2 separate regions of the Homo sapiens genome follow, and region 2 is linked to region 1. Evidence: read pairs that join two places in POLR2A ChIA-PET (ENCODE). Cell type or tissue: PC-9. All regions are shown on one strand. Links, peaks and the distances in the headings refer to the core of each region. The heading gives the core; the rest is flanking DNA. Region 1 overlaps CCDC30 (coiled-coil domain containing 30). Region 2 overlaps YBX1 (Y-box binding protein 1).

Region 1 (11,033 bases), core at 4,074-8,073:
AGGTCAGGAGTTCGAGGCCAGCCAGGCCAATATGGTGAAACCCTGTATCTACTAAAAGTACAAAAAAATTAGCCAGGCATGGTGGTGTGTGCCTGTAATCCCAGCTATTCGGGAGGCCGAGGCAGAAGAACTGCTTGAACCCAGGAGGCAGATGTTGCAGTGGGCCAAGATCATGCCACTGTACTCCAGGCTGTGTGACAGAGTGAGACTCCATCTCAAAAATAAATAAGCAAATACATAAATACATAAATAAATGTTAATGTAGAATAGCTTTATGACTTTGAAGTAGTAAGATATTAAATCAGACCCCAAAAATCACTAGTTATAATGAAAAATAATGAATATTAAAATTAAAAACTTTGATTCATCAAAAGATATATAAGGAGAATGAAAATGCAAGCCACAGAGTCGATGTTTATAATACATACCTGATAAAGGGTTCATGTATTTAAAAAACTTCTATAAATTAATGAAAAAATTAAAATGACAGAAACCCCAAATAAATATGAACAAAATCTTGAACAAGCACTTCACAAAACAGAAATTCAAATGCCAATTAAATGTATAAAAAGCTGCTCAACCTTGTTTGCAAACAGGCAAATGCACACTAAAACCACAAGGAACTACTGCTATACACGTATACTAGGTTTGCAAAAATTTTAACGTCTGACAGTTCCAAGAGTTGGTGAGGATGTAGAGCAATGGGAACCTTCAGACACTGTTGGTGGAAGACTTTAGAAGGAGTTGAAGTAATACATATTCTATGATAAAATAATTCCACTCCCAATCTCTTCCTAGAGGAATGTGTACTTATGGACATCAGGATACATGTGCATGAGTGTTCATTGCAGCACTCTTTAAAAAGTAGAAACCTTACTCAGTTCTATTCATATATCTTGCTACTCAAGAAAGAATCTGAAATTCATTGACTGAACATATCTGAAATAATGTGCTGTTAAACCCTCTGTTCAAAGGCAAAGTTCTTTCAATAAAAGCTGCTCAAGTGTGTAGAGTGCTTAGCTTATGAAACCTCATTTCCTCATTTTTCGTTAATTTTTGAAGACCAGAAATGCCATTTCCAAAAATGTTAGTGGACACATAAAAATGGTCAAACGCTTTGTTAAACACAATGAAATGAGTGTATGTAGAAGTAAAGAAATTAAACCCTAAGAGCAAATGCCTTGATATCATTGGTGGATCAATGTAGGTCAACAGGAAAAAATGTAATACGCTTATCTCATTGATATTACCAAAAAGAAATTCTCAATCAAGTTTTAATAAACTTCCTATTTTTCTAGTAAAAACCCATTTCCCACCTTGCCATTCTAAACCAGCTCACCTTCTGGTTCATTTTTTTTTTTCATTTTCTCATTTTATTTTGGAGGGTTGGTATAACTTTTGAAATTTCAATGATAAGAACAAATCTATTAGCTGTTGACTTCTTCTAAAAAGGCACTCCAGCCTTTTAGAAAGCCTAGAAGTTTCATTTTTCAAGAACAATCTTACTATGAAAAAAGTAAGACACAGACAATGAATAGATAAGAAACAAATCAAAGAAAAAGAAGAAATCAAGTGTTCTGGAATATTTGGTAAATTGAATTTGTTCAAAATTAAGAAACCTAAACATCTCATTGTAAACAGAAAGGGTACATACAAGTCCTTTCATAATATATTGTCTATTTACTCCACAGGCCAAGAAAGGTAAAGGCCTCTTGGGCCTGTGATCAAAGAGTCAACACTTAAGGTTTTGGCGATGCTGGTAATGATGAAATAAGACAACACTGGGGCAAACACTGTTATGGCCAATGACCTATGCATCCAAGGCAGCTTCTTCAGCTTCAAGTTGGGACAGTCGAGCACCAAGAAGAGGATCTACATCAGCGTCTTGGTACTGGTGGTGACAAAGCAGCAATCTGCCTGAGGCTCTGCAAGCCTACAACATTCTTTTTAACATCCCCAAGCTGGAAACACGTAAAATGTCCATAAGCCACAGAAAAAATAAATAAAGTATGGCATTTTCTTACAATAGAATACTATATTGTAAAGAAAATGAATAAATAATGGCTATACACTATAACAGGAATGAATCTTGCAGACAAAGTTATCATAAGGCAGACACAAGGTATAAATACTGATTATATTTTTGAAATATAATTTTGAAAAATAGGGAAAACAACTATATTGTATGAGATTCATAAATAGTTGATAAAACTATAAAGTAAAGCAAGAGAGTTATTACCAAAATTAGCAGTTACTACTAATTTTGGGTGGTAAGGTGATGGGATTATGATGGGGACAAGGTGTGCAGGGGCCACTAGTGTGCTGGCATTGTTCTATTTCTTCTCCTGGGTAGTGTTTAGTTGTCTATTTACTTTATGACTACTAGGTAAACTGTATGTTTTATGCATTTTCTAAGTGTTATATTTTATAACAAAATGATTTAAAAGCAATAAGTTAGTATTTTGGTTTCTTTTTCTTTTTTTTAAAGAAAAAGTGATATTTTAATGTTTATTTAATTTTTTTTTTGAGACAGGGCCTCACTCTATTACCCAGGCTGGAGTGCAGTGGTGTGATCATAGCTCACTGCAGCTTCAAATCCCTGGGCTCAAGCAATCCTCCTGCCTTGGCCTCCCAAAGCCCTAGGATTGTAGGCTTGAGCCACTGCACCAAGCCACTATTTTTATTTATTTTTAAATTTTTAAATAATTAATTTATTTTAGTTTTAAATTATACTTTAAGTTCTGGGATACATGTGCAGAACACGCAGGTTTGTTACATAGGTATACATGTGCCACGGTAGTTTGCTGCACCCATCAACCTGTCATCTACATTGGGTATTTCTCCTAATGCTATCCCTCCCCTTGTCCCCCACCCACTGACAGGCCCTGGTGTGTAATGTTCCGCTCCCTGTGTCCATGTGTTCTCATTGTTCAGCTCCCACTTATGAGTGAGAACACGCAGTGTTTGGTTTTCTGTTCCTGTTTTAGTTTGCTGAGAATGATGGTTTCCAGCTTCATCCATGTCCCTGCAAAGGACATGAACTCATTCTTTTTTATGGCTGCATATTATTCCACGGTGTATATGTGCCACATTTTCTTTATCCAGTCTATCATTGATGGGCATTTGGGTTGGTTCCAAGTCTTTGCTATTGTGAATAGTGCTGCAATAAACATACATGTGCATGTGTCTTTATAGTAGAATGATTTATAATCCTTTGGCTGTATAGCCAGTAATGGGATTGCTGGGTCAAATTGTATTTCTGGTTCTAGATCCTCAGGAATAGCCACACTGTCTGCCACAATGGTTGAACTAGTTTACACTCCCACCAACAGTGTAAAAGCGTTCCTATTTCACCACATCCTCGCCAGCATCTGTTGTTTCCTGACTTTTTAATGATCGCCATTCTAACTGGCATGAGATGGTATCTCATTGTGGTTTTGATTTGCATTTCTCTAATGACCAGCGATGATGAGCTTTTTTTCATATGTTTGCTGGCTGCATAAATGTCTTCTTTTGAGAAGCGTCTGTTCATATCCTTCACCCACTTTTTGATGGGGTTGTTTTTTTCTTCTAAATGTGTTTAAGTTCCTTGTAGATTCTGGATATTAGCCCTTTGCCAGATGGACAGATTGCAAAAATTTTCTCCCATTCTGTAGGTTCCCTGTTCATTCTGATGATAGTTTCTTTTGCTGTGCGGAAACTCTTTAGTTTAAAAAATACGGAACGCTTCACAAATTTGCGTGTCATCCTTGCACAGGGGCCATGCTAATCTTCTCTGTATCATTCCAGTTTTAGTATATGTGCTGCTAAAGTGAGCATGTGTTTTTGTTTCTTAGTCTCATAAGTATGCCTAACATTAGCTAGATACTCAAGTTTGATAATTTGAATGGATTTTTTTTTTTTTTTTTTGAGACAGATTCTCACTCTGTCGCCCAGACTGGATTGCAGTGGCCCGATCATGGCTCACTGCAACCTCTGCCTCCTGGATTCAAGCAATTCTCATGCCTCAGCCTCCCGAGTAGCTGGGACTACAGGCGTGTGCTACCATGCCCGGCTAACTCTTTTTTTTTTTTTTTGGACTTTTAGTAGAGATGGGGTTTCGCCATGTTAGCCAGGCTGGTCTCAAACTCGTGAGCACTTTAAGTGATCTGCTCACCTCAGCCCCACAAAGTGCTACGATTATAGGTGTCAGCCACTGCACCTGGCCTTGAGTGGATTTTTAAAAGTGAGTCCTAAGTTTGTAAAGCTGAGGTTCCAAAATGACCCAAATTGAGGAGGGGTGTAATATGGCAAGATGTCTATAAAGGAAAGAGAGAAACAAACTTGACAAGTTCTGACTCTATAATTTGTTAGCTTTGCAATCTTGAACAGTTTCCTCATCCATAAAGTGCTGACCCTTTAGGGTTGTGAGGCTGTTCGTAAGAGATAAAGTAGACAGGCAGTGCCCGGTGGCTCACACCTGTAATCCCAGCACTTTGGGAAGCTAAGCCGGAAGGATCACCTGAGGTCAGGAGTTCGAGATCAGCCTGGCCAACATGGTGAAACCCTGCCTCTACTAAAAATACAAAAATTAGCTGGGCGTGGTGACATGCGCCTATAATCCCAGCAACTCAGGAAGCTGAGGCAGGAGAATCTCTTGAACCTGGGAGGTGGAGGTTGCAGTGAGCAGAGATCATGCCACTGCACTTCAGCATGGGTGACAGAGCGAGACTCCATCTCAGAAACAAACAAACAAAAAGAGATAAAGTGGACAAACTCTCAATAAAGGATACTCATCATATATAACTTTCATAGGTGCCTGGCCAAAGGAGCTAATCAAGAGGCTGATGTCTTATTTCTAAATGGCCAATAATTTATCTCACCATGGAGATTAAAATAGACAAAAAAAATTCTCTCTCTCTTTTTTTTTAAATTTACTGCATGCTCTTTACAAACAGTGAAAAATAAAAATCTTCTCTTGTTACCAAGCTATCATTTATCCATCCCTGAAAGACTGTTCATTAATCCAATAAATATTTATAGGGTACCAATCATATGTAAGGCATTATAATCTGTGTAGTTCTGGCCATTGTTCCTTAAGAAATATGTAGTATTGTTAGAATATGTCCCGAGTTGGAGAGTTAAAATGATCTAAGAAATGTCCTTGAAGGGAAAGTGAAAGACTGTCTTATAAGAACATGTGATAAAGATTTAGAATTTAATTTAAAACTACAAAGGCTTGAAGGAATATGATCAGTCTTCAAAAACTCATGAAGGGTGAGGACAGGGAAGAGGTTTATTCAAATAATCCCGGAATACGAGAACTCCCTTAGAAGGCCTTCCTTGAAGTTTGGGATAAACGGATATTTGTTTTCCTCTATATCTCCCCTACTAGACTGTGAGCTCTTGAAAAGTAGGGACCTTTCTTATCCATGTTTATGTCACTTTTCAAATAAGATCATTTTATCCTGCTATACCAGGTGTGGGCAAACTTTTCTCATAAAGGGCCAGGTAGTAAATATTTTAGACTTTGTGGGTCATATGGTTTCATCACAACTATCAAATCTGTTGCTGTAGCACAAAAGCAGTCATAATATATAAACAGACAGATATGGCTGCCAATAAAACTTTATTTATAAAAACAGAAGGCAGACAGAATTTGACCTACATGCCAAAGTTTGCTGACCCCTGCACCATGGGGATAAGGATTTTTGTGCCTACCATTAAACTCTCAGTGTGTCTACAAGATTGCATATGAATATTGAATGTTGAATTTTAGAACCTTCAATAGAGGCTTATAGAAACTAAGTCCTTAATGTATATTTACAGAATTGAACCATAATTAAGAGGAAGTACTATTTTACACGGAGGTTAATTTTAAACATTTATGTGGTCCATAAAATTTAGTTGAATCTGTGTATGGCAGTTCTACATAGATTATTTTTAAACAAGCTTTTGGGGGATGTTGCCTTAACTATTTCATGCTGTTGTATTAGGAAGAACAACTTTGTTCTCCCACGAATTGTACCTTGGTGCAGTTGAGATCTGACTGAACCAATAATAATGGATACATCTAATAGGGATAAATAAGTCTAGTGATACACAGGGCAGGACAACCAGGGTTTAGGGCTCGGGTCACTGAAGTTTAGTAAGTACTAAAAATTTTAGATAGTGTTTTCAGAAGATTATGTAATTTAATGCCTTTTTCTATTTACAGGTTGATAATACACACATTCTTACTTAGCAGGGAAAAGTTAAAGGAGGAAGTTACCAGATAGCTCACATTGTCCACATATTTGTGGATCCTATCATGAATTATCAAGTAGAGGAACTTAGATTCGTTTATTCCCAGGGCCAACTGAAACCCTTCCATAAAGCATTTGCCCACAAGAGTTACCTTAATGTTTTCTTCCTGAAGTAAGCTATTATGTTGCTTTAAGTCCAAGTTCTGCCCTCGTTCATATCGAAGCTCATTTTCAGCTGAGTTGCATAGAATCTGGAGCCGGTGCAAATTCTGGTGAAGTTGTTGTACTTCCCCTTGCTGGTTGTATTTTAGTTTTTCTCCAGATGATGGATGCTAAAGCAAACATTTTAAAAGAGAAACACAGACAATTGGAAAGAATATTGGTAAAACATGGGTTCAAGTTGTCAGAACCGGAATTGTCAGAATGTGATTATTCACATGTAAATGTTTTTGGAGTTAGCTTATCTACAGCAAACTACTCTTTTACATTTATGGATAGTTGATACATGTTCATATAATACATGTTATATTAGAGTGAAAATAACAATAAAATTATGTTAACAAAAGCAGTTAGGCACAGACAACTTACCTTATTTTTCATATCAATGATAGAAGCACAGACAATTTTAGGGTAAAACACATTTAAAATGGGAAGTTCAAAGAGTCCATATGTTAAGAAGTAGAGTGTGAATGTGTGTGTGTGTGTGTGTGTCTGTGTGGTGTCTGTTGGCAAAAAGAAAGAGGAAATTTAGTAAGAGACCTTAAGTTTCTAGCCTTCCTCATCACTTTCTTTTATTTCCCGATGATTCTTCTCCCATAAACACACTCCCATAAAACACATTCTTTCAAGGATGAATAGTATTACATTGTGTACACACACACACACACATCACTTCTGCAGATATCTCTTTGACATACTGGTTTCATATCCCTTGGATATATACCTGGAAGCGGAATTGCTAGATCATATGGGTAGCTCTATTTTTAATTTTTTGAGGAACCTCCATACTGTTTTCCATATTGGTTGTACTAATTTACATTCCCACCCACAGTGTCGAAGTGTTCTATTTTCTCCACATCCTTGCCAACACTTACCTTTTGTCTTTTTGATAAAAGCCATTCTAATAGGTGTGAGGTGATATTTCATTGTGGTTTTAATTTGCATTTCCCTAATAATTCACGACGCTGAACATTTTTTCACATACCTGTTGGCCTTTTGCACATCTTCTTTTGAGAATGTCTATTTGCATCCTTTGCCTATTTTTAAATTGGATTATTTGTTTTCTTGCTATTGAGTTGTTTGAGTTTCTTATATATTTTGGGTATTAACCCCTTATCAGACGTATGATCCATAAATATTTTTGCCCATTCTGTAGGTTGTCTTTTTACTCTGTTGATTGTTTCCCTTGCTGTGCAGAAGCTTTTTAACTTGACGCAACCCCATTTGTCTATTTTTGCTTTTAGAGTCACATCCAAAAAATCTTTGCCAAGAAAAATGTGAAACATTTTCCATAAGTGTCAATCAATGGATGAATGGAAAAGAAAATATAGTATACACACACAACACAAACACACATACAATGCAAAACTGTTCAGCCTTTAAAAAGACAGAAATCCTGTCATTTGTCACAACATGAATGAACTTGGAGGGCATTATGCTAAGTGAAATAAGCCAGGCGCAGAAAGACAAATACTGCATGATCTCACTTATACGTGGACTCTGAAAAAGTTGAACTCATAAAGTTGAACTCACAGAAGCAGCAAGTAGAATGGTGGTTGAGAGGCTGGGGAGGGGAGGCATGGAATGGGAAGATGCTGGTCAAAGGGTGCAAAGTTTCAGATAGACAGGATAAATTCTGGATATGTACATAGTGACTATACTTAATGTGTTGTATACTTGAAAATTGTTAAAAGAGTAGAGCTTAAATGTTCTCACCACAAAAAAGTATGTGAGATGATACATATGTAACTTAGCTTGATTTAATCATTTCACAATGTACACATAAATCAAAACATCAGGTTGTACATCACAAACATACAACATTTGTCAATAATCCTGAATAGGCTGGGCGTGGTGGCTCACGCCTGTAATGCTAGCACTTTGGGAGGTCAGGAGTTCAAGACCAGCCTGGTCAACATGGCGAAACCCTTAGCTGGGTGTGATGGTGCGCACCTGTAGTCCCAGCTACTTGGGAGGCTGAGGCATGAGAATTGCTTGAACCCAGGAAGTGGAGGTTGCAGTGAGCCAAGATCATGCCATTGCACTTCAGCCTGAGTGACAGAGACTCTGTCTCAAAAAAAACAAAAATCCTGAATAAAGCTGTAAAAAAAGCACATGTATCAAACACCAGCAATACACTTTCCTATCAGGCTTCTTCAGTGAAATAAGAGAATAGTCATTTGGATTTTCTACAAAGGTAGGCACAAGTAGTATGCTGAATAGATAAAGAATTCAATCTTATACAATTCAATAGATAAGATATTCTTAGAGTTTCCTTAGTCCTGGTCCAGTATGCTCCTGTCTACAACTTTCTAAAAAGCCCATGTCATTATTTTAGTTTTATCTTGCTTATGTCCCTAAAGTAACACAGAAGCCCTCAAGTCCTGTTAACTCTTCAATTCCTATTTTGGTTTAGCTAGAAAGGCAATCTAAACACAATATGCTTTTCTTAGAGCTGCAAGATCCCTAGGAAAAAAAAATCTTCAATGGGTTATAATGTAATTATGAAGAAGCCTCACTTTTTTTTTTTTTGAGATGGAGTCTCGCTTTGTCGCCCAGGCTGGAGTGCAGTGGTGCGATCTCAGCTCACCACAACCTCCGCCTCCTGGGTTCAAGCAATTCTCCTGCCTCAGCCTCTTGAGTAGCTGGGATTACAGGTGCGTGCCACCATGCCCAGCTAATGTTTGTATTTTTAGTAGAGACGGGGTTTCACCATGTTGGTCAGGCTGGTCTCCAACTTCTGAAGGTGATCCACCCGCCTTGGCCTCCCAAAGTGCTGGGATTACAGGCGTGAGCCAGCGCGCCCAGCCACTTTTTAAAAAAATTTCTTCTAAAAAAAACCAGGATACATAGTCAGAATGTGCAGGTTTGTTACATAGATATACGTGTGCCATGGTGGCTTGCTGCACGTATTGACCCATCCTCTAAGTTCCCTCCCCTCACCCCCTACCCCCAACAGGCCCTGGTGTATGTTGTTCCCCTCTCTGTGTCGATGTATTCTCAATGTTCAACTCCCACTTATGAGTGAGAGAACATGTAGTGTTTGGTTTTCCGTTCCTGTGTTAGTTTGCTGAGGATGATGGCTTTCAGCTTCATCCATGTCCCTGCAAAGGACATGATATCATTCCTTTTTATGGCTGCAAAGTATTCCATGGTGTATATATACCACATTTCCTTTATCCAATCTATCACTGATGGGCATTTGAGTTGGTTCCATGTCTTTGCTATTGTAAATAGTGCTGCAATAAACATATGTGTGCATGTGTCTTTACAGTAGAATGATTTATATTTCTTTGGGTATATACCCAGTAATGGGATTGCTGGGTCAAACTGTATTTCTGGTTCTAGATCCTTGAGGAATCACCATGCTGTCTTCCACAATGGTTGAACTAATTTACATTCCCACCAACAATGTAAAAGCATTCCTATTTCTCCACAGCCTCGTCAGCATCTATTGTTTCCTGACTTTTTAATAATCGCCATTCTGACTGGCATGAGATGGTATCTCATTGTGGTTTTGATTTGCATTTCTCTGATGATCAGTGATGTTGAGCTTTTCTTCATATGTTTGTTGGCCACGTAAATGTCTTCTTTTGAGAAGTGTCTGTTCATATCCTTCACCCACTTTTTGATGGGGTTGTTTTTTTCTTGTAAATATGTTTAAGTTCCTTGTAGATTCTAGATATTAGACCTTTGTCAGATAGGTAGATGGCAAAATTTTTCCCCCATTCTCTAGGTTGCCTGTTCACTCTAATGATAGTTTCTTTTGCTGTGCAGAAGCTCTTTAGTTTAATTAGATCTCATTTTGTCAATTTTGGCTTTTGTTGCAATTGCTTTTGGCGTTTTTGTCATGAAGTCTTTGCCCATGGCTATGTCCTGAATAGTATTGCCTAGGTTTTCTTCTAGGGTTATTGTGGTTTTGAGTTTTACATTTAAGTCTTTAATCCATCTTGAGTTAATTTTTGTTTAAGGTGTCAGGAAGGGGTCCAGTTTCATTTTTCTGCATATGGCTAGCCAGTTTTCCCAGCACCATTTACTGAATAGGAGAGCCTTTCCCCATTGCTTGTTTTTGTCAGGTTTGTCGAAGATAAGATGGTTGTAGATGTGTGGTGTTATTTCTGAGGTCTCTGTTCTGCTCCATTGGTCTATATGTCTGTTTTGGTACCACTACCATGCTGTTTTGGTTAATGTAGCCTTGTAGTATAGTTTGAAGTCAGGTAGTGTGATGCCTCCAGCTTTGTTCTTTTTGCTTAGGATTGTCTTGGCTATATGGGGTCTTCTTTGATTCCATATGAAATTTAAAATAGTTTTTTCTAATTCTGTGAAGAATGTCATGGTAGTTTGATGGGAATAGCATTGCATCTATAAATTACTTTGGTCAGTATGGCCATTTTCCTGATATTGATTCTTCCTATCCATTAGGATGTTAGGATGGAACATTTTTCCATTTGTTTGTGTCCTCTCCTATTTCCTTGAGCAGTGGTTTGTAGTTCTCCTTGAAGAGGTCCTTCACATCCCTTGTTAGCTGTATTCCTAGGTATTCTCTTTGTAGCAATTGTGAGTGGGAGTTCATTCATGATTTGATTCTCT
Region 2 (11,033 bases), core at 749-4,748, 130 kb before region 1:
TTCACTTACTATCTATTCAATCTCATTATGAGACAGGACATGTGAAAGTATTGTTAATCCCATTACACAGATAATGTAACAGGCTTTAAAGTTAGGTGACTTGCCCAAGGTCACACAGTTAGTAAGGAGACTTTCTAAACCCAGGTATTGGGTCTCCAAATCCCATGTTCACTCCAAATCTCAGCTATATCCATTACAGGATCACTCATGCATTTCCATTGCAGAGGAGACAGGACAATCAACGAATCTGAGGCCAATTAAGTGAAGCTGCCCAGAACTGCAGTCTCCCTGATACACCACTAAGACCTGAGCAGCCAAAGTCCCAAGAAACAACTACATGTTGAAACCACTTCCAAAAAAATGAAAGCATATTGGTGGCACCTTGTGAATCAGTACAACTGGGTGAGTTGAGTCAAATAATTGATCTCATCTGTCATCTAAACTGTCACATAGTTTTCATACCTTTCAGATATAGCCAACTATCAATTACCTGCAGTCATAGGGGATAGCAGAATTATGGATAATTAAAATCCCAACTCTTTATTTTTATCAACATCTCCACCCCTGCCCCAACCCCAACCCTTAAGGGTTGCCAACAGGCAACAAGACCGAGAAACTTTGCTGTCTCTTGTTCCTAAGTCTACACATTCTTTTGAACATGCAGAAGGGGAGTAAGGAACAGTTGAGCTGTGTTCTTCCAAACAAGAATACCAATTTTATAAAACATCTACTTTAAAACAACATTTTGTCTGAAGTAGTCCTGTATTTATTTACATTTAGAATTTAAATGATTCCATAATTACATTTGACCCTGAACTACCTGATTGGGTTTGGGTGTACTAGAAATTGATATAGCTTCCTCCTTGTCATCAAATACTGTGTAGGACACTTCAGTGAGCTACAAAGCACCAACCTATGACAGCCCTTCCTATGAAACATGCTGCCATAAAAGCTAGTATCTAATTAAATGTGAGTATGGATATTAACTTTTAGGTCTTTTGATTTCTGGATTATAGTACAAAAAAGTAGTTATGGTCTCTAATTTTAATACAAGTTGACAATATTTCAAAAGCCTTAGTGAGAAAACTGATAGCACAAACATATTTTTTCCTACTCATTTCGTATCTGTGAGGATAAGTACATTCAATGTAGCCTACAGCATATCTAAATTTGAAGTATTAACATACACTTGGCAGTGGTTTACATTAGTAATAATCTTAATTCCTGAATGTGCAAACATTTTCCCTAAATGATACTTAGGGAGAAAGTTCACTATGCAGTACTCATCAGTACTCATCCTATGTTAACAGTTTTCTCTTCCCAAATCACTGGAAGCCAATCTAAAAATTATTTAATGAGCAGCTGCCAACCTTGTCACACTTCCCCCCACTTAACCTTAAACTAGTGAAATTTTTTCATTTTCCAAGCCAGCCAAAACTCTCCAAAGGTTTAAAAAAAAAAAAAACCCAATACCCATTCAAAGTGATTTAAAGTAAGCAGAAGGCTCTTTATGCTACTTTTCAAGTACTCACTTCAATTACTATGTTTTGCAGGTCTGTCTTATTTACCCTTGATTATGGAGATTTGTCCCTACAGGTACACCTAAAAGCCTTTGAAAACTTCTTGCCAAAGTTTCTGTGTATTTATAGCAACATTATTTGTTCAACTTTAGAATCATGGAATAATCTGTTCATCTGAAATTAGGTATAAATATTTAATGCAGTGAGTTTGACTCAACATTTGAGAAAGCCACAGCTGTTGACAAAATTCCAATTTGAAATGTCTAGGATAATTAAGTCAACTCTAACACATTTCCACGTATACATTTTTAAGCATGCTACTACTCCTGTCGTAAGTAAATAAACTGGTGGTTGGACTTAACCTTTTATAAGGAACAAAAGCTGAGAACATATCTAACCTTTTCTTCTTACAATCCTTGAATCAGAAGTGCAAATATCTACACAAGCACTCACCTGGTGTACAAATACATCTTCCTTGGTGTCATTCCTGCAAGACAGAACCAAGTTGAACAAGTTAGAAAATGAAATAAATCTCATGTTGTCAAAGATTAATTTTCCCAGAGACTCTCTGGCTGCCAATTAGGTACCAGGAAATTTGGCAAAAATCAAAAAACACAAGCCACCATGCTCTCTGCTTTCAAGACTTCAGCAGTTGCAAACAGTTGTAGCCTCATTACCCGTAAGATAGGCAAAAAAAAAAAAAAGTCTAAGAAATTAAAGTGTGACCTACTGAGCCATAATTAAGAGGGTAGCAATGACTAGCAAAATATATTCTGCCCCTCCTTATCCTATTAAACATTAACTGTTCTAGCACACCCTCCTCTTACCTCTAGAGCATGGTTACCAACAGAAGTAGTAGTTACATTCTCACCTTATCCTGCATCTCCCAACTACCAACTTTCCTTGAGATCATAAAAATGAGAACCCCCCTCCCCACCAACAGAATGTATAACGCAAAGAGTGAAACCTAATGGGAACTGTGACCTTTGGGTGATAAGGTATGTTTGAATGTAAGAAAAGCCCAGTTATAAAAGCTACTCCACAAGTCCAGACAAGGACTGATGAAGGTTTAGACCACGGAGCCATGTATAAAAAGACATTTGAGATCTCTTTTTGAGGCAAAATGAGAAACTTTGTGGATGACTGGATGTCAGAAGCGAGGGGGTAGAGAATAATCTCACTTTTTAGCCTGGATATTGGGATTAAGGTGATAACACGAGGAGCAAGAATCACCACTGGAGAAGGAAACGGATTTCCAGGCCTGCAGTGGCCTGCCTCACCCTCTTTACTCCGTCAGGTCAGAGTGAGAAAAAGCTCAGTAGTAGCTCTAGCGTTTAATGACAAAGGGAACAAAGGTTACAATGAACTGGACAAACTGGCTTACTGACTGTTAGCTTCTTGCTGAACTGGGGGCAACATATGCATCAAAGGATCCACATAAAATTAACTTTAAATCTGACCTGTAAATTATAGCTTGGATTATTATAAGAACATTTTTAATTGATGGGAACAGGATAATTAAAAAAACAGAACAGGTAAACTGTAAAAGCGACTTAAGGCAAGTGACTGAAAACTGACCTTTCAAGCTAGATGATTAGGATTGCCTAGGGAAATGATGGCTGTACCTAATGTCCATCTGTCCATAACTCCATAGGCACCACAAAAACAGATTACAGCCATCATTTATTAGTTCTGCTCTCCAATATGACTGAATTTCAAACTCTAAGGCTCTAAGGGGAAATACAATAAAAAACTGGTAGAGTAAGAAAGGCAAATACAGGCAAAGTCTAGAATAGTGATTTTCAACAGGGGCAATACTTCCCCTGGCAGGGTATTTAAAGTTTTTCCAGTCCGGGTGCAGTGGCTCACGCCTGCAATCCCAGCACTTTGGGAGGCCAAGAGTTCAAGATCAGCCTGGCCAACATCGTGAAACCTCGTCTCTACTAAAATTACAAAAAATTAGCCAGGCGTGGCTGTGTGTGCCTATAGTCCCAGCTACTCTGGGGGGTGAGGCAGGAGAATTGCTTGAAGCTAGGAGGCGGAGGTTACAGTGAGCTGCTGCACTCCAGCCTGGGCAACAGAGTGAGATTCCATCTCAAAAAAAATAAAAAAATAAAATTTTTTTCCAAAGATAGGGAGCACTATCTGCATTAATGGAAGTGGTGGGTGTTAGTTGCTAGAAGACTATGTAAAGATTTGGTATAGAAAGTAAATTTGTTTATTGTTATCTGAGTCATGTATGTATTTCTGTACTGTTTTAATACGCATTAAATTCACTAAAAATGCAGCTTCTGTGGAGAATTTTTCATTACTGATAATGCTACTCATGGTATCTGGGTAATACATCATTTCTTTATCAATCCATTTTGTGGTGGCTCTGACTGTTTGTTATGCCTTCTAATGTAGTTACAACAGGTATTCACATATCAATATCATCATACCCGGCAATAAAAATAATTAAAAGTAGTTACGTGGCGAGACCCTATATCTATAAAAAATAAAAAATTAGCCGGGCCTCCATTCAAGTCCCGGAAATGAGGGTGCAGTGAGCTATAATCATGCCACTGTACTCCATCCTGCGCAACAGAGCAAGACCCTGTCTCTGCACAGAGAAAGCACAAGGCTGCCATTACACACAGGGTAATGTCACTCCTGCAAAGACAGGGAGGTGTTTTGTGGGTACATAGATAGATATGTGAAACTAACACAGTTCACTGACCAGTGTCATGACAGTAAAAACAGTATTGCAAAAGGAATACTTAGCCAGGGCCTCAAGCTCAAGGTATTTACTGAAAACGTCCTCAATTGCAATAAAAACATTATACCATTAAAAAGAGTGATTTGTTGAACCAGTGATTTAAATGTATTGATCTGCTTTGAATTTGCAACCAGCCAGAATCTCTAGTTTAAACTGGCAGTTATAACAAAAGAGACCCTCAAATATTAGACAGCTGCAGTGCAGCTTTCTGGGTGCAGGTGTCACTCTCTGCCAGCCATCACTATTCTTTTCTGTTCAGTTTTTCTCTCAGGTGTTTGCTGGGAAATTAACACTGGAACTGACCCTTTTCCGGCAGTGAATGTAAGCTCTAGCTCCCCCATCTACTAGAAAGAAATGTCTTCAAGATGTAGAAATAAGGAATATTCTGAAAATAAAAATTATACAGTAGTAAAGATAATTCAGAAAGAAAAAGCTACCTGTTAGAATTTCCAGTCTAAATGGCACAGGGTAGTTAGGGAGAAAAGGGGTTGGAGAAAGAGAAACTATGACTAAAGATGAGAGGTATGAACAAGCTGTCAAGTTCCTATGGGCTAAAGCTGGGGCAATCAGGCCCTGAACTCCAAAGCTGGATAAAGTCTTTCTTTCTATTCTTCTTGGCCACCTGCACAGTCTGACACATACATATGTACAATTAGATTTGCAGGTCACAGGAGTGCCCTGCATTGTTTTAACTAGAAATAAAAAGTATTAGTCTAAATGTGGTTCTGGTGCCCTGTATATATGTAACAATATAGGACCCCCAAAATAGATTTTGCTTCTGGTGAATCTTATTCATTGGGTTAGTGTATGACTGTCTATAATATTTTCCATTTGTATTATTACATTGGGAAAAACATTTTTATCACTTTCTATTGTTAAGAAAATGGAAAACTTAAATATGGTGTTAAAAATGGAAATATATGTGATATTTGCATTATTAAACCCCTTTGCAGATCTTAAAAAAAAAAAAAGAAAAGAAAAAGAAATAACAGTACTCAATTTTTTTTTGAGATGGAGTCTCACTTTGTTGCCTAGGCTGGAGTGCAGTAGCGATCTTGGCTCACTGCAACCTCTGCCTTCGGGGTTCAAGTTCTTGCACTTCAGCCATGAGTAGCTGGGATTACAGGTATGCACCACCACGCCCTGCTAGATTTTTAGTCTTGACTCAACTATTAACAGCTGTGTAACCTAGGAAAGCTGCCTCATTGGCTTTTTTACCTGCAAAATGAGAAAAACTACACTAAACACTTAATAACTTACATTACTAAGGTAGGTACTCAAATCTTTTTAGTATTTATTGGGCATTTACTATTCACTAATACTAGCCAGATTTCTAAATTAAAATCTAATTGCTACCACTCCTATACTATGGCCTATCCAGATTGGTAAGGGTCTTAAAAATAGACAAAATGCAACTCAAAATGGGAAAACAAAGGCAAAAAAATTTAACTTCCCTGGAAAACTTTTTAGTAAGTCAAAAGACAATTACAGCTTGCCAGATAATTCTCCATGCCACAGGAACTAGGAATTCTAGCATTTGCTTTTCATGGCCCAATCCATCCAAACTCCCGGACTCTACTCCAGCATGTTCACCATGTTTGACCCCCCTCCCACTCCTTTTAAAACATAACTATCTTTATCCTAGCTGTATATCTACATAAAAAATAAGCTAAATTTTAGAAAACTTTTTTGCCAATCCACAGTATTGCCTTAAATAAGACTTATTATACATAAATTTATCCGTAACTAAATGCTCTTATACTACTACTTTGTTGCAGATCACCAGACCACACTAGTCTAACACCTTAATTCACGTAACTGCATACACTAATTTACAATCCTGTGGTTATAAAAACTCCAGGATTTACCATCTATATGCTCCATAACCTAAAGCAACCAGATACCAATTTCCAAGCCTTGTAGATGACTGTAAGATAATAATGTCCACTTATCTTTGTATTTCTTCTCTATTAAACACCCTTCACACCCAACAGACTCACTTCTGTTTCCCACATATTGTCTATGATTCTGCCTTCGGACAAACTGTATGTTTCCAAGGGCTAAGACTGGAGGGTAGCAAACTCAGCAACTGCAGCCCCAGGACTAGGGGGACAGGAAGGTAATACAGTGTATCCTTGAATAACTCAGTATCTATGAGGGTGGATAGAAGTTTGAGGTGCCAACCTGCTGCACAGTTGAAATCTGCCTGTAACTTTTGACTCTTCCAAAATTTAATGGCTTACTCGTGACTGGAAAGCCTTACTGGTAACATAAATCCTTAACACATTTTCTGTCTTATATGTATTATATACTGTATTCTTGCAATAAAGCTACAGAAAAGAAAATGCTAAGAAAGTTGTAAGAGAAAATACATGTACAGTACTGCACTTATCGATACGGTAAGTGTACATCTGTCTGAAAGGTAATTCCAGCTGTAGACCTCATCTATAGCACATATCGAGCAACTGAACTTTTTCTTACAATGCCATGACTTTTCTCAGCATCACTAGCGCCACTTTGCATGGGTCCCATGGTGCTATTGAAGACTTACAGTATTGCACTAAACCACAATACCTGTGTACTACAAGTTCTTTTTACTGACATGCAATTTACTGGAGAGATAAACTGTTCATGTGAAGATGATTAGCGTCACATGGCATTTTAAGGGGCTCACTGCAGTAGCAATAGGCAGTGGCTACATATTATAATAGTACAATATTACTACAGTGAATGTCGTGCAGTTATGATTTAATGCTGCCTGAATCTTTATGTTTGTTTACATTTCTCAACTGCAAATGGCTGTATTAACTTTCTAATGCATTTGTGTACATTTTATGGTAGTAAATAATAAAACAGACTAGTATCTACAACATACTCAACTTTTCCTTATTTTGGGGGATACTTCTTGGCTATGTGGTTCATCTGAAGTTTTCAGGTTGTTGCAAATCTCCAAACATTTTTCCAATATATTTATCAAAAAAAATCTGTGTGTAAGTGGACTTGTGTGGTTCAAACTCACATTGTTCACGAGTCAAACTGGATACTAGTTCTCTATCCTAGATTTCAAGAGTAAAGGATTGTACTTTGGGAGGACACAGGGAGTGGGACCTACTAGTATTCTCCAAGTCACGTATCAGTGACTTGGTGAACACGGATGACTTCTTGCCAGCTTAAGATCAATGGTTAATATAACCAGCATACAAATCTCTCCTAATGTCTCCTGCATACATGTCATTGATGTTTGTCTTTAGGGTTCCAGTTTGGAACCTTCGACATCTCTCCCTTAGCAGCACCTGCAGAAAAGTCTTTAAACCTTCCCTAGTGCCAAAACATTTTGTCAGTTATGTTACGGTCTACCCATGACTTATGTGGCTTAGCAATGGATCTACTGTGATCAAGTTAAGATCAGTGTGACTTTAACAGCCCAAGAGATTTTTGGTAATGACATCCTTCCAAAGGTTTACACTTCTATTAAGAACCACACATTTGGGAGGCTGAAGCTGGAAGATCACTTGAGCCCAGGAGTGCAAGACCCATATGGGCAACACAGAGAGACTCCACTTCAAACAACCAACAACCACACAGTAAGTACTTTACACCGCCACCTTTAAAAAAGAAAAAAAAATCACCCTTTAGAGGCCGGGCGCAGTGGCTCACACCTGTAATCCCAGCACTTTGGGAGGCCTAGGCGGGTGGATCACCTGAGGTCAGGAGCTTGAGACCAGCCTGGCCAACATGGAGAAACCCTGTTTCCACTAAAAATACAAAATTAGCCTGTGTGGTGGCGGGCGCCTGTAATCCCAGCTACTCGGGAGGCTGAGGCAGGAGAATCGCTTGAACCTGGGAGGCGGAGTTGCAGTGAGCCAAGATCGTGCCATTGCACTCCAGCCTGGGTGACAAGAGTGAAACTCCATCTCAAGAAAAATCACCCTTTAAAAAGGCAATATTCAGTCTTACCTTGCAGGCCATACAAAAAAAAAAGATTAAGGGAGATAAGGTGCAACATTCTCTCCTTTAATTCTTCACCTCCCAGTATCAGGAATTAAGCAAGTCCTTTTATTTGTATAGCTGACCTACATGCTAAACTAGAACTTTTAACAATCCCAAACTTCACAAAGTAGATAGTGAAAGGCAGAAAACTTTTCAAATCCAGGACCTAGCAAGTCAGCAGACAAGAGCCCCAGTGACATACTTGGATCATTTAAGAGTCTTTCAACGGCTAAAAATAATCACCCTAAGAAATTATCTGTAACTATGTGGACAACAACCAAATTGAAAATGGCTAGGGTCTATTTCAGAGACAGCATAAGAGCAGTTGGTGAACACTAACTCCAGAGTCAAAAAACAGTTCCAATCCTGCCACTTATCACCTATGCTTATGGGGACAAGTAACAACTCCTTTGTGCCTCAGAATGACAGTACCTACGCCTCAAAGGTTTTTAAAGATTAAGTAAATTGGCTCATTTTAAGCACTTACTATAGACCCTAGTATAAATACTTGTTAGCTGTATCTATTTTCACCAACATGTGTTGGAAGTCACCTATCAGTTATGTACATATGGAATCCCCACAAGGGAGCCCCCACCCCAAAGGGAGACTAAACCTGATAGGCGTGACTAAAGAGAGATAGCCAAACCTTTCCCTGGCTTGGTTTATTACATCTTCCTAGACCATGGGTAATAAACTCAAATGCATACACAGAGGCCAGGCGTGAAGGCTGTCGTAAAAAAAGTATACCCCACCTAAATGTGGTGACAATATGGCCAGGTGGTTTTTACTTATGTGGAAATACAGGCCCCCAAAGCCAGCTAAAGTTCAGATCTTAAAAATATAATAATCTGGATTACTTGGTGTTATCTCCTGAATTATAAATGTTAGTAATTAATCCCAATTCCTTTAAAAAATACTGTACTGTCTAATCAAAGCATCTGGGAGTAGTTTTAGCCAGAAGGTCACAAATTTGTGACCTCTGCTCCAAATTCTTTCACCTCAAAACATTAAGAATTATTAATTTAAACATTTTAAGTACTCTGGAAACAGAAAAATATTCCTATTCTGGTCACTATAAACTGTTGCCAATTCATGGTAATCTTTGGTGAATATGGATCAATACTCAACCACTAACAAAATTCAACAGTAATCTGGGGGGAGCTAATAAACCCCTCTAGTCACATTCTCCGATTATGTTTTGTAGACACAGTTCACAAAAGAATAACTCAATGAATTTCTTAGAATTTCTAGATTACACAGTCTAACAAAATAAAGCCAAAACTTCTGCTATTTTTAAAAGCTCTATGCTCATGTTACTTAGCACCTTCTTCACAATATAACCATCAGGGAGAAGCCCTTTCATGAATTAATTCTAACAAGGTTGTAACAATTCATCAGGTGGTAATTCAGGCTGGAATAAACACATTTACAATGAAATTATGTCTTTAAAGGCAGAAAATTTACATACAATATTGTAATTATAAAAATTCCTTACAATCCTAGCATATATAATCCAGCGCATCCAAAAACCCCAATTAAAAGTCGTCACAATAGTCATCCCGAACACTGCACCCTCTCCTTTATACAGAAAACAGCACGTTATGTGTCAGTCTGTCTCCCTCCCTCATAAGAGACAGGTGCCTCCAGCCAAGTCTATTTGTTCCACTACACGAACTACATATAGAACCAACTGCTAGCTTCCAAAGTGATTTCTTTTATCACATACATTTTCCTTAATTAAAGCAAATCTTCCCTGTATTTAATTGGAGTCAGATTTTACAGCATCTTATTAAAAAAGTCCCAGAATCATTAAAACCAGTTCAGAAGCATAAAGAACATTTTAACCAGTTAATTTGACAAAATAATTGAGGTTAGGATAGTCCAAACAAAGGACCATCAAAAGCCAATTCATAACTTGCCCTGGAGGATGACCAATTGAGTTGATTCCAATTCAGAATAGAGATATTCAATGAACAGTATCTCATGGACTAAATACTTAAAAAATGTAAAGATATTACTCTTATTCTGGACAAAACTGTTGATTTCAAAAAATGTCATAACCTATGCCTACTTAAAAAAAATGCAGCGAAACAAGGCACATGCTAAAACTTCTTCAACACATACAAAACCTGCAATCTATCCGCTGAAAAGGCTGCAAATTTGCACACCAGAGTTACCATTACATTGGGTCAAGGGTTAAAAGCAGTGATTTTGAAGGTATGGCCCGAAGACCATTATCATTCCTGTTAAAAATGTACCCAGACCTAATGAATCCAAGGCTCAGAAGGAGGAACTCACCACTTACATCACACCCTCCCAAGGTAAGCACACTTAAATTTGAAAACCACTGGTTTAAGGGTTAGACTAGTAACGATAATCAGAGTAAGACAGAAATACAAACTAAAACACTAGAAAGTTCAGAGAGATCAGTTAAAAAGCTATCAGTATGCCAATTATATATAAGCATTCCCTTCCTTCTTGCTAGTAAGCCATTATCAAAAAATTAATGAAAAACGTAGTTTCGGCCAGCCAGGAAAGCAAACAGTATATAACAAGATGGAAAATCCTAAGATTTTGGAAGAAACAAAATATTTTCCCACAATTGCAAAAGTAGAGAATAGATCACCAAATGCTTATCTCTTACTCTGAGTGTTTCCACAATACTCTATGATTGATTAATGAACAGTTTTTCATCAGGCAATGATTCTGTCCTTAAGCTTGATTTTGCCCATTTGTTGTCCATTCCACATTGTTCTTTTAATCAT

The links. ChIA-PET counts read pairs that join two places held together with the same protein. Peaks named below come from ENCODE experiments on the same cell type or tissue, not always from the same donor. Only the 100,000 strongest peaks of a DNase experiment are listed, where the experiment ranks them.
Region 2: POLR2A ChIA-PET joins it to region 1 with 7 read pairs; 4 of 35 experiments call an interaction of 5 or more read pairs at or near these places.

Annotation. Positions count from the first base shown.
Region 1 is chr1:42,561,819-42,572,851 of GRCh38, reverse strand. CCDC30 (coiled-coil domain containing 30) reads right to left here. Exons shown (of 21, transcript NM_001395517.1): 11 at 6,377-6,556. LOC124904162 (a long non-coding RNA gene) reads left to right here. Exons shown (of 2, transcript XR_007066034.1): 2 at 1,692-2,031. It also overlaps the pseudogene RNU6-536P. Among named protein-coding and RNA genes, the nearest start is that of PPIH, 91 kb to the left of the region's middle. In PC-9, for the core only: no CTCF peak of the experiment used is centred there; no DNase peak of the experiment used is centred there.
Region 2 is chr1:42,684,464-42,695,496 of GRCh38, reverse strand. It overlaps YBX1 (Y-box binding protein 1), which reads right to left. Exons shown (of 8, transcript NM_004559.5): 3 at 1,974-2,007. Among named protein-coding and RNA genes, the nearest start is that of YBX1, 7.6 kb to the right of the region's middle. RefSeq lists a silencer at 4,787-4,836. In PC-9, for the core only: a CTCF peak has its summit at 4,489; a DNase peak (open chromatin) is centred at 2,856; H3K4me3 peaks cover 1,193 bases; H3K27ac peaks cover 2,552 bases.